Regions from separate parts of the Mus musculus genome. Here region 1 is linked to region 2. The links are chromatin loops, found by intact Hi-C in ENCODE. Cell type or tissue: heart. All regions are shown on one strand. Each heading gives the region's core, and the rest is flanking DNA. Links, peaks and the distances in the headings are about the cores only.

Evidence for each region. A loop is a pair of places that touch in the nucleus more often than their neighbours do. Peaks named below come from ENCODE experiments on the same cell type or tissue, not always from the same donor. Only the 100,000 strongest peaks of a DNase experiment are listed, where the experiment ranks them.
Region 1: a loop joins it to region 2, with 3 times the contacts of the local background. A loop is called at or near these places in 1 of 42 quality-filtered maps.

Annotation. Positions count from the first base shown.
Region 1 is chr19:42,658,765-42,664,242 of GRCm38, reverse strand. No RefSeq gene overlaps it. Among named protein-coding and RNA genes, the nearest start is that of Gm25216, 38 kb to the left of the region's middle. In heart, for the core only: a CTCF peak has its summit at 2,651; DNase peaks (open chromatin) are centred at 2,452 and 4,362; H3K27ac peaks cover 1,736 bases.
Region 2 is chr19:43,527,647-43,533,124 of GRCm38, reverse strand. No RefSeq gene overlaps it. Among named protein-coding and RNA genes, the nearest start is that of Got1, 5.8 kb to the right of the region's middle. In heart, for the core only: CTCF peaks have their summits at 2,456 (motif pointing left), 2,740 (motif pointing left) and 4,736 (motif pointing right); DNase peaks (open chromatin) are centred at 2,734 and 4,884; H3K4me3 peaks cover 442 bases; H3K27me3 peaks cover 384 bases.

The DNA of each region.
Region 1 (5,478 bases), core at 816-4,815, 870 kb after region 2:
CATTCTGCTTGCTTCTGTGTTCAGTGATCTCACCCTTCATTATAGATCAGTGGTTCTCAAACTTGTCCATGTGGCTGAGCACCTGGAAGTTATGGGGCTTTTTGCGGAACACCATGAAATACTGATATATTTAATTCCATTATATGAGCCAGGAAGAATTTTACTAGCAAAAAATATGACTATGTTAATGCGTGCAATATAATATCACGACCACAAACACACATGTCGTAGGAAAGAGAAGCTGCCGGCAGAGCCTGGCTGCGAGTGAGCCTGCTTAGCACGCTTTTGCAGCTTGACGGTTTGGGCTGTTGCAGTCTAAGGCTGCCTGTGTGTACCAGCGCGTAGGGGAAAGCATGGATCAGGGGTGAGATGACTGAGAGGAGGAACCCAGACCTTGGCGATTCAGAAAGCCCTTCCAGCTTCAGGCACTGCTCTCTGTTTTCAGAGTGCCTCATGGTCTTGGGAAGTTCCTCCAGAGTCACCAAGGCAGCCCTAAAACTTGTATCTTCTGGGGACATAGATTAAAGTACCCAGCTCCAGTGTGAGCTGGCTGCTGACCCTCCGCTGTGTGTTCCCATCCATCCTTAAGTCACCTGTGAAAGTCTGTTCTCGAAATCATAACCGGAAGGATGAGGAAGGGCTGAAGGGAAGGGCTACCCACGCCCGGGCTTACCTAATCACTCAGGGGAGTCTCTTTGGCCTGTGCTCTGGCTGCACGAGGACAGAGATGAAACTCTCTGGACTCTTGTCCTTCTGTCTGTCCCACAGCAGCCCACTCTGGACCCACTGCCACCAGAGACCTCTCTACTCAGGAGCTATGCCATCTTCCTGGGATCAGCGCCTGGTCCCAGGTTTTCAGACTTGGGTCTGCATTTGATTTCTAGGGTTGCCATACTAAGCCACCCCCAAACTCAGGGATTCAAAACCACAGAAATGTATGCACGCATCATTCTGCTGGCCAGAGGTCCCAAACACCACAATCGTGCGTGTGAGCCTCCTCCACGGGAGACGAGCCTTCCTCCTCTTGGCTTCCTGCAGCTCTGTGCACTCCCTGGCTTCAAGAGCAAAAACCCACCAAGCTCCTCTTCCTCTTGTGGTCTTCTCTCCTCTCCACCGTAATGATTTGGAGCCCAATCACACCTTCGAGACCCCCTTTTCAAATAGGGCCACATTCATGGTTTCCTGGGGTTACAGTGTGGACAGAGCTTTTGGGATTCTACCATTCAATCTACTATCCCAGCAAGACAAGACCGCCCGAGTGATCTCAGCCTCCCTCTGCAGGGAACTAGCTCGGCTCTAGCCCTCCTCTTCCTCGCTCTGATTCCCCACCATTGTCTCAGCTCAGCATTGCTGCCGGGTCCAGATCCTGACTGGACTCTATAAGTAGTACCCCAAGAATATCCCCAACAGCCAACAGCCCTGAGTCACCTCCAGCTTTAGCCCCATCTCCCCCACGTCCAACACACTCTTCTTCCCAGAAGGGTGGTGGCTTTCTTGACACGCCATGATTTGCTCCAGGATGATATTTCAGTTATTAAAAATATCATGGAAACACAGCTCCCGGAGATGAACTTTGAGGTACGAAGTTGACAGTCTAGAGCTAAAAATCAAATCATTTGTTTTTCTATAACGAGAGTGAGGAGGTAAGAAAAGCACGGGTTTAACTGAGGTTGAGAGTGGCTGAAGCCACCGGAGCCTACGATAAAGTCGGAGATGCTTGAGAATTGGGGCCCGCCGCAGGGGAGTGACCCCCTCCCTATCTACACGGCTGGCTGAGAACTCCCTGGAGGAATTCTAGGCTGGGAGGGAGGATCCCCAGCATGCCCCAAGTAATCCTTTTCTGTCTCATTGCTTCTAAAATGCTTATCACCTGCCAGCGTGCAATCGCTTTACGGAGTGGCTTGTCACCACGCCATTAAACTTGCTCCTATATATTTCTTTGGCCATTTGGCTTTCCCATCTCACCGGTGGGCTTCTGTCTGTGCTGAGCTGTGAAGCTGTCTTGGCTGCTCCCTCCACCCCAGAAGCTTTGCCCCCAAACGTTTAGAAGACGAGAACAGGCAAAGTGACATAGACACCCAATCTGGGCACCAGCACCCCCCTGGGCCAGTGCAGAAGGAGCACTTGAAGCTGGCCTCAGCCTCAGGATGAAGTGCAGGACTGACCTCAAGACACTTCAGAGAGAGCAAGGAGGCAGGAATTCTAACCTCACTGCTCTGAGCAATGCCGCCTCACTTCCTGGCCCAAGTCATCAGGAAATTATCTACTTCCTTTTAATGTCTGGGCCCCACCAGACAGTGAGCTCCCAAGGACAGAGGTAATAATAGCACTGACAGCCACCACTTGTTCAGCTCTTACACAGGCGTGCACTATTCTAAGTCCCCAGTGTCTTTAACTTCACGGAGGCCTCCTTATAGCTCAGAAACTGTGCTGCCACCAGCTTCCCTGGGGAGGGAAGGACACTGACGCCCGGAAGTTTCGTAACTGGCTTCCGATGGAGATAAAAACTCAAGTTCAGTCCAATGAAAGCCAAATTCCTCTGTGCCAATCACAGTGTGAGACACACTGCAGGTGCAATGCGCCCAAGGAACCAGTAGATAAATGGGTGCCTTTTCCCTACCACCCATCAGCACACTCCCCCTTGTGGTTTGAATGTGGAATCTCCCCCACAGTCTCATGTGTTTGAACACCTGGTTTCCTGCAAGCTCTGCTGTTTTGGAAGATGGTGGAAACACTTCAGGTGGAGTCTTGATAGAGGAAGTATTAGGGGCTGCCGTGAGCCTTACATTTTTGATAGCCTTGCCCTCACTTCCTGTCAGCTGCTTCCTGGCGGGTGGTGTAATGGGACCAGCTGCCTTCCCCACCGCACTGGGTCTGTATCCTTACAACTGTGAGCCAAAGTAATTTCTTTCTCCCTTAGGTTGCCTCTTGACAGGTTTTTGGTCAGAGTAACACAAAAAGTTAAATATTTCCTCTTCTTACACCTTGCCCTTGGGCCTGGATGCAGAGGAAAAGGTAGATATAGAACTCGGCTTCCCATAGTATGAGTAGGGAGGGCTTATTGCTTCTTCTACAGCGGTGGTTCTCAACCTGTGGGTCTCAGTCCCCTCAGGATCAATGGACTGTTTCACGGGGGTCACCTAAGACCACCAGAAAACATAGATATTTACGTTGCAATTCGTCACGGTAGTAAAATTACAGTTATGAAGTAGCAACAGAAATAATTTTATGGTTGGGGGGGGTCACCACAACACGAGGAACCATATTAAAGGGCCACATCTTCCATCTTCAGCCCTCTGAGACCTAAAATACAGCATAATGTACATCAGGTATGTCCAGAGCCAGCCACTGTGAGTTTAGGCCTCACCTCTGATGCTTGTCAGTATATAACGTCATACATTCTTCTCTGTACCTCAGTTTCCTAACTATGAAATGAGATATTTGGTTGTTCCCCTCATAGCTTCTGGGAGGACAAAGTGAGTTCGATAATTGTCCTTTCCAAGCCTCTGTGCCCCTACTCTATGATACCCCAAGCGAGGGGACAGCGGCCTCCAAGCCAGAGAGAGAAGGCCACTTCTCCTCCCCACATCTTTCTCTGGAGCACCTGGCAGAAAAGATCCTAAGGAGAAACTGGGAGACCCTAGCGCGCCAACAGGCCCTCGGAGGGAGGCCATTTCTGAAGCAGAGATGAAGTGACTGGGGCCGGGCCTCTGTAGATCAGACCTAAGCAGAGATGCCAGCTCCACCCCAGAAATCCTGGAAGCCAGTTCCACCTCTCTGGGGCTCAGTTTCCCAACATAACATGAGGAGCACCCTTGGACTCCCCCCTCATGGCGTTACTGGGACATTTAAATGCATGTGACTCAGGACAGACTAGAAACAGTGACTACTTGGTAAGGTATGCAGAGATTCCCACAGATTCTTGATGACCCAATCTGAAGGCTAAGCTCAGGGGGGGGGGGGGCATGTCTCACAGAAGAGCTGGTGGCTCAGAAAGCCTGGTGACAGGCCTGAAGCCAGTCCAGGACCATGGGACATCAAAGAACACTGCCAGGCTATTTTCCAACCTAGAAACAAATGTCACCACGCCCATGTAGGCATTTCCGTCTTACCACAGCACTGGCAAGCTAAGTGGCCTCCAAGCACTGACTCTGCTGGGTAAACAGCCCTGGCTACGTGTCACTTTGGAGAAGAGCTATGGCCACGAGGTCCAGGCTTGGAAGCTGGGTCCTGTCAACAGATTCCCCTCTTCAGCCCGCACATGGATGTTCGGACAAAGTCTGGCTCTTGGCAGGGTGAGCTCAGCACAGAGGCAAGCAGAGTCCTGTGCACCACGCTGCCAAGCCGGCCCAGAGGCAAAGGGCCCGAATCTGTTGTTTTCCAGTGTGTTCCTCTGATTACAATTCAGGCTGCATCAGTCTCCTGCTGGAACCCGCTCCTGCATGTGTTCCGAAAGCCACGCGGCACTCACGTGCCTGAACACTTGTTTGCTGACCCGAGGGATCCCTCTAGCTCAAAGGCTGAGAGGTTTGAGTAATCCCCCAATTTGGAAGGACACCCGTTTTAAGCTAGATCCTAGCTGGAGCTAACATCTTTTCTGACCAAGAGAGCAAAGAGAAGCTTCTGTAGTCCTCGCAGCAGAGCCCCATGGTCTGTTGAACAAAGAAAGGGGCGTGTCCTTCGGCTTTGACAGCCCAGGCCCCCACCGTGGAGCTGCCTGCAGGCCGATGGGGCTCCCCTAGACTATTCCAAAGATGTTTGCAAACATTCCCCAGGGGCAAGAGGGCAGTAGAGGAGGGACCATTGCAAAATTCAGAAAAGTCTGGACTGAAAAAAGTTGAGCCAGTATTCTTCTTAGAACCTTTAAAAATAATGTCAGTGAGCTCTAAGAGAAGTTTCTGGAAGCCCTGCCTCTCAGTTATGCTTGACAACTTCTACCTCAGTAGTGTGAGGTTGCCAGGACTACCTACTGGCCTTCCCCACCCCACACATACATGGCTCTAAGAAGGTATCGATAAAAACTCGTCGAACTTTATTTAATGCTAAAATTCCTTTCATGGATATTTGTCGGCAGCTTAGAAGAACTTTATCCTTGACATTCAAGAAGCACATTTTAATGTCCCCAAGGGTCCCTCATGTCTAGGGACAGTTTCTACCTTTGGCTCAATTAATTGTGGCTTAAATTCCAGCCCAAGCTGTCACTGGCTTCATTTTTGTTTTGCTTTGTTTCATTTATTATTGACGTGGGCACAGGGATGCACTCCCATAGCACACATGTGGAGGCCTCGGGGCAGCTGGGAGAGTCTGCCTTTTCTCCTATTACCTTTATCTGGGTTGCAGGGATCCAAGGTAGCCAGCCAGCCTTGCACAGAAAGCACCCATGCTGAGCCGTGTTGCTGGCTCCTGAGAAATGTTCCCTGTGATCTTCATACTAACAGGTCAGAGAAAAGCCACCAGTCACACTCAGCCCAAGACCTT
Region 2 (5,478 bases), core at 908-4,907:
CTGCCCTCAACAGTGATGCCAGTGCTCTTTCTCCCCAACGCTAATCAGTATTTTACATTTTTATCCGCGTGGTGGGTAAGCATCGATAAATTGGTATGACTCCAAATTAATAATGAGAGTCATTTTGAGATATTTGTTGGCTGCTTCTGTTTGTGACCAGTTATCTATTTTGGGGGTGGGGGGCTCTGAAGACGTTGTTCCTTGGTCAGGAGCACTTATTCCTCTTGCAGAAGACCTGGGCTCGGTTCCCAGCACCCACATCAAAGCTTACAACTGTCTGTAACTCCAGGTCCAGGGGATCTAACAACATGGTCTCACTTCTGAGGGCACTGCACACACACTGCAGGCAAAAAAAAAAAAAAAAAAACATGCAGGCGAAACCACTCATACACATAAAAAAAAAAAAACAACATTGTTTTCACTATATAACAAAACTCAGTTATTCTGAAAATCAAATAATTATCAAGGTGAATATCTAGTTTTGTCCTGATAGTTCTCTTCTCGTTAGTGCTCAGTTATATACCAGACATAAACAATTGGTGAAAGTGCTTCTTTTCTGGTGCCTCTGCCCAGACCTGTGGCTACTCCACAGCTTAGAGAAACTAGTGCAGATTATCCACAAGGTAAGGATGGAAGTCTCTAGGTGACCAGGAAACACCCCCACCCCCCCAAACAGCCAAACTCCTAAAAACTCATGAATTCTTTTCTTGTTTTGCTCAGTCGACCAAGAAGCCTCTGGGAGCTGGAACTAGCAATGTGGGAGGGTTATGAACAGTTTTCATCCTGGATGGAAAAGTCCAGGGAGCTGTTACACAACAGTGCAAACACGGCTAACACTACTGTATAGTGAACTTAAAATGGTCAAGATAGTGTTACTTAAAAAAAAAAACAAAAACACGGCAAAAGAGCTAATTTTGTATTAATGTAATTTTAAAGAGCTTGTCTTTAATCAATCAACAAATATTTATGTTCAAATTAGGCACCAAATACCTTTTTTTTTTTTTTTTTTTTTTTTTTTTTGTCATGGAACATGCAGAGAGTTAGGTCTAATGGTTTTGGGTCTTAAGAAACTAGCAATCAAGTTAGGGAGATAGTTAAGGTTACATGACAATTAACTAGCAATCCAGGCAATGTAAAGACACCAGATGAGAAGAAGCAGAAAGTCTTATATGTTTAGAACAGTATTGACCTCTTTGGGCTACAATGATAGAAAAACTCGTTAGGTATCTAAATAGCTTTTAAAGCAATTAAATTTTTGCTCATTTATTTATTTTTATGTGTATGGGTGTTTTGTCTGCATGTATGTCTGTGTACCACGTGTGTGCCTAGTGCTCACAACGGCCGGAGGAAGGCATCAGATCCCCTGGGATTGGAGTTACAGACAGTTGTGAGCTGCCATGTGGCTGCTGGGAATCGAACCAGGATCCTCTAGAAGAGCAGCAGCCAGTGCTCTAACCACTGAGCCATGCCACTTTCTGAATTAGCTCTTCTAATAAATCCTGAGGCATCTCTGCTTAAGAGCGGAGGAAAACAGGCTCAGAAGTTATAATTCGCCCAGTTGACAAGGCAGGGCTGGGGCTAGACTTAATGTCTGCCACCACTTTCTCCTCAGGAGGGTTGTTTAAGTTTGCACTGAAGATTCGTTGCCAAAAAATCTTTCCAGGGTCAGGATAGAACTCAAATATACTAAGAACACTTCTGCTATATATTTTCTAAAATTAGGGTTATTCTCTCCTCCGTGTCCTCCTGACAAAGAGATTGAGCTACACTTAGCACAAAAGTCAGACCCCCCCCCTTTTATTGCTTAGAGAAATTCAAATCATAGTGTAATAGAATCGATCGAGCACACAAGCTGTTTACGCACAGCTGTCAGGCAACCGAAGCTTCAGCAAAGAAGTCCCTCCCCCACCCTGTGGAACATCGTTCCTTAAAGTCACAATACCTGGCCTACGTCTGCATTTGCCCTGATCCGCCCCAAACGCGCTAGAAATGAACACTGACACAGCGGAATGAAGTCAGTGAGTAAGAATTTAGAAGCCATCATCAGGGTTGTGAGCATATGATTTACACACATTAAAAAAACCCACATCCTGCTTCAGAAAGACGATCTAGAAAGTTCAGGAGCGTTTACTGTGTTCATAGAAGACTGCTATCTGGCTGCCTAAGGTTGAGCCACTTTTTACCTTTGCCAGACAGCACACCCAGCAGAACACCTGAAAACTCTGGTTTTCACTAAGTACTCGGTCTTCCATTATTAAGCAAATAGAAGATATGGGATTCCTTCTATAAGACCAATAAGCAATAAGAAAAATAAATTTTAAAAAGAACTTGTATGGATAAAGTAAAATTAAAACAACAACAACAAAACGGTTGGGAGCCTTTCCCCTTTTCCCTAGATGCTCAACATTTCTCAAAAAAAGGGTAGTGCTGCCCTCTACTGCCAGATGTTGAAATGTTAGAAGCTTGTCTCTTCTGGCTTTGAGCAAGAGTCAAGCCATCGGTTATAGTGTCTTAAGAAGTTAGGAGTTAAAACACTGTTTTCTGGCAAAGACATTGAGTGTGCCCTTTTCATTTGCGTCCACCTTGTACCAAAGCTTACAACTTGAGGTCATGTCTAACTAAACAGAGGGGAAAGGACACAACTCGGAGAGATACAATGGAAGTCACTGGGGCTGGAGAGGCGGCTCAGCTTCCAGAGACTCCTTTCCAGCCTGCCTGTACGCCCGACTCCAAGGCATTCGACGCCCTCTTGTGGCAACTTTGAGCACATGCTTGCAGGAGCATCTTCATGAAAAAACAAGAAATGAAATCTCAAAAGAGGAAGAGGAGGGAGGAGGAGAAGAAGGAGGAGGAGGAGGCGAGGAGGCATGACGTTAGCAGTAAGACACTGCATCTATAATGAGCAGATCTACGTAGACACGGGGCCCATTCTGAAATGTTTTTGTTTTGTTTTGTTTGTTTGTTTTTTGCTTAGTATTCTTTTTGTGATTTATGTATTTTTTAAAAATTTATTTATTCGCTCTCATTGGTCCCACTGGCTTCCTTGCTCGCTCTGGCCCAAAGGTTTATTTATTATTTTAAATAGGTACACTGTAGCTCATTTCGGGTGGTTGTGAGCCACCATGTGGTTGCTGGGATTTGAACTCAGTGCTCTTACCTGCTGAGCCATCTTGCCAGCCCCCGTGATTTATGTATTTTTAATATTTTTCTTTTCTTTTCTTTTCTTTCTTTCTTTCTTTCTTTCTTTCTTTTGTTGTTGTTGTTGTTGTTTGAGACAGTGTTTCTCTGTATAGCCTTGGCTGTCCTGAAACTCACTTTGCAGACCAGGCTGGCCTGGAACTCAGAAATCCACCTGCCTCTGCCTCCCGAGTGCTGGGATTAAAGGCGCGTGCCACCATGCCCGGCTCTTAATGTTTTTTTATTTGCTGTTTTAAGTCAGTGGTTTCTCAATCTGTAGGTGAAGACCCCTTAGTCCCTCAGGGTCTTTCTCCATATCAGACATTTACATTATAATTTATAACAGTAGCAAAATTACATTTATACATATAATAATAGAAATAATACAAAATAGTACAAAATAATCTCATGGTTGGGTGTCACCACAACATGAGGAACTGTATTAAAAAGTTGCAAGTGGAAATGAAGGTTCCCCCCAGATGTTAGGAGAATTATGGGATGGTTTCTAAGACATTTTTTTTTTCTCTTGGGGAGAAAGATATAAAAGGCTATTATTACCATGTTCATATTTTAGTTCATTTTTGAATATATTATCTTGTTTTCTTTAATTGTTTTCTAGCACTTACAGATCTTTACAAAAACTTCTTAGAATTATTAAGTAGCTAAGGCTGACCTCAAATTCTCCCTCCGCCTTCTAAGTGCTGGGATTACAGACATGTACCGCCACACCTGGCCCCTTCTCCGTCTAGAAAATATTTCAGAGTGCATACCCACTAAGAGGCCAGATCAAACAGACTTCAAAGAGAGCTCAACCATTACCTTCCAGCTGTCTAGGGACTAAAGTGTAACCTCTATGACAATAATAATAACTTCTACCCATGTGCTAACTGTGCACACGTCTATATGCTACAACTTAACGGATATGAACAGCAGAACTCAGACACATTAAGTAACTCAGTGTCTCAAAAACTAGTAAGAGGCAAAGCTGAATTTTGTTGTTGTTGTTGTTATTGTTGTTTTTCGAGACAAGGTTTCCAGTGTATGTCCTGGAATTGGCTCTGTAGACCAGGTTGGTTTTGAACTCAGAGCTTCACTTGCCTCTGCCTCCCGAGTGCTGGGGTTAGCCACCACTACCACCCAGAGCAAAGCTGGAATTTCATTCTGAATCCAAGCTTAGATATAATTCACCTGGGTTGCTCATCGTTCAATAAAAAGCCTAAAGGACTCTCAAAGCAGAGTTGGTGATATCAGAGGTGATGACGAATCTCATTAACACTTGATGGACACTGTTAGCATCTGCTGAGTTCTTATGAGATACAATTCAAAGGACTTTCACACGGAACCGCTCAACTGCATTAAACAAGTTAATCTTCTTGACAACCCCCTGGGGTAGAACTATTATTACCTTCATATTGCAGGTGAGGAAACGGAGACACGCAGAGGAAATCCACTTCCAGAGGTCAGGCTTTTAACTGTTGTACTTAAGATACTTCTTAAACACAAAAATTACATGGCACAACGATTTCTAAATGGTGCCGGGGAGTTAATTACAGTCAACAGTAGAGGGTAGCATTCACTGCACTTGGGCCTGTTGATATCTTTGGAACATAAAGGTCTTCTGAGCCTTAAATAAAACCTGCACATGTGAGTATCCAGTCCAGGACTAAGTTTAGAAACTGTCTGCTTCAGGCCTCGCTGGGCATGTCCTTTCATGAGATAGGACACAGCAAGGCGCATCCTGGTTTGGTACGAACCTTGAGGCGGTCAGGGTTTGGGGCTGGGGATATGCTGGTAGAGGGCTGAGGCTGAGGATATGCTGGTAGAGGGCTGGGGCTGGGGATATGCTGGTAGAGGGCTGGGGCTGGGGATATGCTGGTAGAGGGCTGTACATAGGAAAGATAAGCATAAAGCTTCCACCCAGGTTCACCCAGGACCCAGCTAGTTAACCTGAGGGAGAAGCTGAAAACTGGCTGCTTGCTTTAGCAAGAGAATTCAGTTACCATTCCATTATACAACTCTTTTAGTGGGGTTTGTGCTTGGCTAACCCACCATTTGGCTACATAGTGACCCTTGAACACACCTTCTCTTGCAGCTTAGGTTTCTAAAGAAATATTGGCTCAGCATAAAACAGTCTCTAAATGCCCTTAGCGACAGCACACATATAAGTAGCCTAGATATGAGGATCCCAAAGTGCTATAAACTCTTCCCTCCCCAACTTATTCTTAAGTTTAGACATTCTGGGCACTGAGGCGTAAGATGGAGTGAAATAATCAGGTGCGGCTTAGCTTAGAGTCCCGGACA